Linked DNA regions of Homo sapiens: region 2 is linked to region 1. The links are chromatin contacts, found by Hi-C or POLR2A ChIA-PET in ENCODE. All regions are on one chromosome and are shown on one strand. Each heading gives the region's core, a stretch centred on a gene start or an enhancer-like site at or near the end of the contact. The rest is flanking DNA. Distances are from core to core; before and after follow the strand shown.

Region 1 (3,580 bases), core at 584-3,083:
AATTAAATATACAAAATCTGTCACAGTTTAAAAGAAATAATTGCTTACTTCCTGCTTGCAAGTGTTTCTTTCCTAAAATAATATACACAAGGAGAGAATCAGCTACAATAGGAAAGAGGAATAATATATATGTAATGGTATAATGACCTTCCAATTAGCAAGAACAGTATTCCCAAAGCAATGAAGAATCTGGGCATTAAATTAAAATCATTATTATACAGAATTTGCACGGCTTGAATGGTCAGATTGCAAATCTTATTTACAAGTGGAAACAGGCCAAAAATGTTATGGACCTCTATATACACGAAATTTCCAGTATTACAAAAGTAATCCATCAGAAAGTAACAATCAGGCCGGGAGCGGTGGCTCGCGCCTGTAATCCCAGCACTTTAGGAGGCCGAGATGGGCGGATCGTGAGGTCAGGATATCGAGACCATCCTGGCTAACACAGTGAAACCCCATCTCTACTAAAAATACAAAAAAAAATTAGCCAGGCGTGGTGGCGGGCGCCTGTAGTCCCAGCTACTCAGGAGGCTGAAGCAGGAGAATGGCGTGAACCCGGGAGGCAGAGCTTGCAGTGAGCCGAGATCACGCTACTGCACTCCAACCTGGGCGACAGAGCGAGACTCCGTCTCAAAAAAAAAAGAGTAAGTAACAATCAAAAAGAATGCCTACAAGTTGCCCGACTCTTCTGGAAACATCCTGGTGGGCTTGTAACTAACTGATCATGTCATAAGGAAATCACCCTTTCTTACAGGCATTTTACTTTGTCACCTTTATCATCCAAGTCACAACTCTGTGCAATATTGGTCTATCGTTCTGTGCCAGCACACAAGCTGGTTTATTTTTTTATTTATTTATTTTCATTTATTTTCACGACAGGGTCTCCCTCTGTTGCCCAGGCTGGAGTGCAGCGGCGTGTTCACACCTCACTGTAGCCTCCCACGCTCAAGAGATTCTCCCACCTCAGCCTTCCTAGTACCTGGGACTACAGGTGCCCGCCGCCAAGCCTGGCTAATTTTTGTATTTTTTAATACAGACGGGTTTCACCGTGTTGCTCAGGCTGGTCTCGAACTCCTGAGCTCAGGGATCTGCCCGCCTAGGCCTCCCCAAGTGCTGGGATTACAGACATGAGCCACTGAGCCTGGCCAACAGGCCAGTTTAAATGACTGAGTCACAAATGTTACTACACAGTTGCAATTTGGGAAAATTATTAAATTGGGCAACTTCATGGTAGAGATCCCAGGTATTCTATCCCAACCCCAGCAGTAACTTTCCGTAAAAACCAGCACAGGTTTCAGCAGACAGAACTTTGGCCAGCTCTGTATTTTGCCTCTGCCTAAAAATACTACCATTAAAGCATTTTCACATTTGTGCCACTGTGCATGTTTTGGCTTCAGGTGCCTACTTTGCCCTGTTGGTCCAGTGCTAGCCCTGAGGCTTAGGTTTCTGGCAAATCTATTGCACCAGAAGAGAACAGTCTGAAAATAGAAACATGGACTGTTTTGTCGCCATTGAATGGAAAGGCTAATAATAGCATTGCTTCATTGTTTGGCACTGACTCAAGGCTACCACAGCCAAGGAGCAGCGCGCCCTGCTGCAGTAACCAAATCATAAAGTTTCTCCAGGGAATGGTGCAGCTTTTCAGAACATGTTTTATATTCTGGGATTGCTCAGGAAGGAACTAGTTCAGAAGCCGTTTTGACATAAGTGTGGTTTGTTTCCAATTTAAAGGGAGGGGGAGGGGCTGGAGAGCCAAGCCAGGAGGTCAGTTGCAGAAGGGATGCAAAAATGTCGTTAAGGAGTTCCTGACAGGTGGTGATAGGGCTGTGGCAGTGCAGCCCGAGGCCTGGCAGGGAGTTTGTCCCTGTCAGGTTCTCAGTGTGCTCTCAGGGCTGCCTTCACACTCCTATTATGTTTATTTCTGTTGAACTTAAAGAGTGACCTTTTCAAAACTGCAGTGCATTGTTGACCCACATGCATTTTTGAGACCTAATTTTCCTGAATGCCTTCCTTGTTCCTGCATAAGAGAACTTTGTTAGAGAAAATGGGAAGAGGCTGAGGATAAAGAACACTGGAATGGAAATCTTTCAGGCATTGAATTCTGCCTGCTATTAATAATTTAGAAGTGTTTTTAATGCCCTGATATGGAAGGAAGGTTTTTTGACACCAAAGGCATCTAAATATTAATTTCAGAGGAATTGGTTGTTACAAGCAGTTAACATCCATTTTGTTAGTTGACCTCCCAAGGAAGGTTAATGCACTAAAATCTGGTCATTAAGTATAGTAACAAATGTTTTTTCAGGGAGGTTATTACTATCATAAACTCTAATCCATGGTTCACAGGCAGCAGCCTCTAGTGCAGTGCTCTGACTAATGAAGAATTAACTATTTCTGAGCAGTTAATAAAGATTTTTTTCCTCACCAATCAACATACTCTACATGATCCTTATAATTACTAAAAGCATTAAGCCCCTGGTATGAGTGCCCACATGTCAGACGGGAATTCTACTCTGAGTAAATGACAAATGGCAAACCTAATCCCATTTCACTTAATTTTTTCTAACATGTTCACTGAAATAAGAAATAATGGAATTCCTAAGTATTAGAAAAAGATGGTTCAGTCCAAAGCATTTGTTAAATGAGTATTGATGAGGTCTTTAGTCATATTTTATTGTGATGGAAGATTTTATACTCCAGTTCAGTTCTTGTTAGAATCAAGAAGTTAATTGGCTCCAAACAGGGGTTTTTACTTGCTTGTTTTGTTTTTCCTTTATTAAGAAGTGCACTCATCCACAACAACACAGGAGAGAAAGACTTGTGTGAGGAACACTAATATCTGCCTCATAACAATAAGAGGGAAAAGGTACAACCTAACCTTTCTAAAAAGCCTTGGGGCAGTGTTTTGCTTTTCAATGGAAAGGTCGTCCAGAATTAATTAAAGTCACTTTCCTGCTGAGGAGCAAGCATTTGACTTTACTTTGAAGGCTCAAAGAAAGTTGCTCATACTGATTTCTTAGAGACCCACATTTAAGACAGCATAGCCAAAGCAATTGGTCAGCCTTTAAAAAGTAACCTCCTTTTGGAGTCAAAAGTCTGAACAATTAATACACTGAAGACTTAGGTGCCTCTGAAGACACAGGCCAGAATTGGCAAGGCAAAACAAAAAGGGTAAGAACAGCTTACTTTTCCCTAAGAACTATTACCTCTCATTCAGGGAGGATCAGTCCTCACATTTACGTACACCATTTTCCTTCTTATTTTTAACTTAAGCTAAATCCTGTCGTTGGGACAGCTGCTCCCATTAAACAGAGAGGAGGAGGATAAAACCATACTTAGCAAAAATAAAAAGGATGTCATCTTATCGAAAAGAAAATGTATTTTGTAAAGGTTTGCATTACATAGGGAAAAAAAGGGGGTCAAATACACAGACAGTAACTCACCTTCTCAAAATATTCCTCTGCTGGAAGATTCTACACACTGTGCCTACCTAAATAAATAACCAGTAGGGTTGGCCACCTGCAGTGGCTCACGCCTGTAATCCCAGCACTTTGAGAGGCTAAGGCAGGCGGATCACTTG
Region 2 (3,580 bases), core at 423-2,922, 300 kb after region 1:
CCTCCACACCAAATTTTTTTTTTTTTTTTTTTTGAGATGGAGTCTTGCTTAGTCACCCAGGCTGGAGTACAGTGGCACGATCTCGGCTCACTGCAACCTCCCAGGTTCAAGCAATTCTCCTGCCTCAGCCTCCCGAGTAGTTGGGACTACAGGTGTCCACCACCACACCTGGCTAATTTTTTGATATTTTTAGTAGAGATGGGGTTTTGCCATGTTGGCCAGGCTGGTCTCAAACTCCTGACCTCAGGTGATCTGCCCGCCTCAGCCTCCCAAAGTGCTGGGATTACAGGCGTGAGCCACGACGCCCGGCCCTCCACACCTAATTTGATGATGTTAAAAAAAAAAAACACCCAAAAAACCCACCTCTTTCACAGAAAATACAAATCTCTTTCTTCCACCACTTTAATTTTATCAGTTTATTTTAAATAGTAAATAAGTCATCTACTTATAATAACAAAGACAACCCGTATAAACAGATTTGGGCACAAACACAACCTATCTTGCTAAGTATATAACACAAATGATGAGAGCAAAGGTGTTCAGATACTTTGTCTGGAGAGAGGAGCCTGTTTGTGATGAGACAAGACATGTGTGTGCCGTGGCCAAGAATCAGGGCTGGGAACATATCAGCTAGTCTGGGAATTTGGCTATTTAGGGGTGAGTTAACAGAGCATCTACTGTATTGTCAAATTACCTGGAGTGAGATAGCTTTGTTTCTGAAACCCTAAAGAATACCACTCTCAGTCTGTAGGGATACCTGACCTCATGGGAAGCTTACTTTGAGGAGGGAATGTGGGAAGTATTGTTAGAATAATGCCCTATTCCCTTATCAGTAATTTCTGCCTTAGCAGAGATGGGCATTAGTCTGACATAAAGCAATGAAAATGCTACAGTGCCTTTTCAATTTTTTTTAAAGAGAGACTTAGCAAAAAAAAAAAAATTTCATACAAAAATATTGAAATGAATACATTTATACACATCTGATTTTAATGTAGAATTTCCATAGCAACATATTACTTATTGTTTAATGTTCAGTAACTTAGAGGCCCATTTGCCCATAAAACAATTGTGTAATGCTGTTCAGCATTAGATTATAGGAACCTCGTTCTTTATATGAAATATTATGATCTTCAGCCTTCCAATCTACCATGAGTTAATGCCTACTCTGGGAATTGATGTCATATTCCCTAACTAGAATCACTCTTGGAGAGCAAAAATAATTTATCGAGAAAAATAATCATAAAAGAAATTGAGTGTACTAATCCATGGATTAAAATATAATTTTAAAAACTCTTTCTGACTTAGAGTTCATCTGTGAAATGATTTTACTGAGTCTCGTCCCCCGTGAGTAGGGACACTGCCAAAAACCGGAATCACCTCCCTTTAACATGTAAAAATTTATCACTGAGCCCAAAGCCAGCCCAACACCATCTTGAGATTCTTGAAAGACTCTCCTTGAAAAATCAAGTCCATTCATTTAGCATGTTTCCAGAAGTTCATTGACTGTTGGATAATCAGAGGTTTAGATTTCATCAACATGCAGAAAATAGGCTCTGAGAATTCTCTAGGGCTCTTAGGCCAGGCCTGGAAAAGCTTGCTTGGACCTGTCCCTTGGACCTGTGTCAGTGTGCTGTCACTGGGAGTTCGGAAACATTTTACAATGCAGCCCTGAACTCTGGTGCATGGATGACTTGTTTTTCCGAAAGGAAAGAAGGCCAGCATTACTATGTAAGCAGAGGAAGTTGACATGATCTCATTCATGGGCCTTTCTTCTCTTTGTGTCAGGGAAATCGGCCTCTGCAGAATAGTAAGCCTTTCTTTCGGCCACACATGGTTGTCTGCCTAATTTTCCTCATTCTTAACCTTTGCCTCCTCCTCGGAATGAAGTGCGAAATACTGCCGAGACTCTACATTCTTTCTGTATATCTTCCTCACAATAGTCAGAAGGAGCAGGGTTAAAGATGTTTGCACACCCAGAAAATAACTCCAGCACACAGGACCAGGTCTGAACAGCCAACTACCAGTGGAAAGTGGCTGCACATAGAAGTGAATTCAGAAAAGAATATTTGTTTCTGTCTTATACAATATACATGTCAGCAACCTAGTTAAGTGTTGCCTAATTTAAATTAATGATAAAATATCTTGTAAATAAGAAAAGTCCCAAAAGCAAAAACTTTCATTTAATAGTACTAATTGCCTTTGAGTCAGATCTTTGCTTTAAAACTGTTTTAGTACATGGGGAACATTAATTATGGAGTAATATTTAAATCCTTGTGAAATAGTAATTTAATTTGCTGTGTTTTATATGGTAATGCTTTTTAAAATTCTTTTAGTTGCTGTACATATTGTAGAATTATGAATTATTCTATAGATAAGATTATTCTAAGAAACGTAGAGATAATACTTTGACTATTTGTAGCCAGCAATTAAATATATATTGCATCCTGCTACTCACAAAATACTTAAGCAGGCCTTTATCATGGTCTCAACTGATGACCTAATTGATCAGAAAACATTTTACTTTTACTGGTTTACTTAAAAAGAGAATGAAATAGCTCTGTTTCTAAATGTATGTTGCTAATATCAGCCAGTAAATCGATTTTATTCCTAGTATTCTGTTACTCATCTCCTATTTCTCATTCCTAAGGGAAGAAAAGGAAAGGAGGAAGCAAGAATCTGCCTAGCGTTTGAGAGTAGACCTTGGAGAGTGGAGTCTGATGATTCGTGCACACTAGAGCTACAGCTCAATGAAATGTCACACACATGTCCTCCTTTCCTTTCATGTCCCCTTCTGATTGCACTGTCATGCAAGAATCAAAGAGGACAAAATCATCGTGGAGCTCATTTTTCATCCTGTGCTATGTGGCTTTGGCAGCTTCAGGTTTTCTTGGAACTTAAGTTCCCATGGGATCTGTCAGGAAAGAAACCCCTCACAGCCACTTGATTCTTTCTTCACATGCCTTAAAGGGACTAACTAGCTTCTTTTTAGAGATCTATTTTTAATCCTTTTTTTTTTTTTGAGACAGAGTCTTGCTCTGTTACCCAGGCTGGAGTGCAATGGCATGATCTCAGCTCACTCTAACCTCTGTCTCTCAGGTTCAAGCGATTCTCCTGTCTCAATCTTCCGAGTAGCTGGGACTACAGGTGCCCACCACCACACCCAGCTAATTTTTGTATTTTTAGTAGAGGTGGGGTTTCACCATGTTGGCCAGGCTGGTCCTGAACTCCTGACCTCAGGTGATCTGCCCGCCTCAGCCTCCCAAAGTGCTGGGATTAGAGGTGTGAGCCACTGCACCCAGTTCTTAATCCCTTTTTTTTTAAAAAAAAAAAAACTCTTTGATAGTTATGACAACATAATAGCATTTTGGAAAACAAAATGAGGGAAAAAACCCATCCCCTTAATAAAATTATTCCAACACAATTGGTATTTTTAAAAAATATATGTTGTCATCAAGTCTCTTTTGTATAAATCTGTTTTTACATAGATTTGTAATCATGCTTTTTTTTAATACTTAGACATATTGCTGGATTTTTTAAATCCAGTTTTCATAATTATTATTTAAAACAGCTGTATAACAGT

The links. Hi-C counts contacts between places; a loop is a spot of excess contacts on that map. ChIA-PET counts read pairs that join two places held with the same protein, here RNA polymerase II (POLR2A). Pooled maps may share reads with other maps.
Region 2: a loop to region 1 is called in a pooled map, with 2.7 times the contacts of the local background. The contact joins two enhancer-like sites. A Hi-C loop is called at or near these places in 1 of 168 maps with a recorded cell type or tissue (endothelial cell of umbilical vein) and 3 of 50 pooled maps. POLR2A ChIA-PET finds 5 or more read pairs at or near these places in 1 of 52 experiments (H1).

What each region holds. Positions count from the first base shown.
Region 1 is chr5:124,904,809-124,908,388 of GRCh38, reverse strand. No RefSeq gene overlaps it. Among named protein-coding and RNA genes, the nearest start is that of ZNF608, 160 kb to the right of the region's middle. RefSeq lists an enhancer at 1,298-2,082. Within about 2 kb of position 1,833, at least 17 of the 41 ENCODE cell types and tissues checked have a DNase peak (open chromatin) inside an H3K27ac peak, as active enhancers do.
Region 2 is chr5:124,603,808-124,607,387 of GRCh38, reverse strand. No RefSeq gene overlaps it. Among named protein-coding and RNA genes, the nearest start is that of ZNF608, 140 kb to the left of the region's middle. Within about 2 kb of position 1,672, at least 8 of the 41 ENCODE cell types and tissues checked have a DNase peak (open chromatin) inside an H3K27ac peak, as active enhancers do.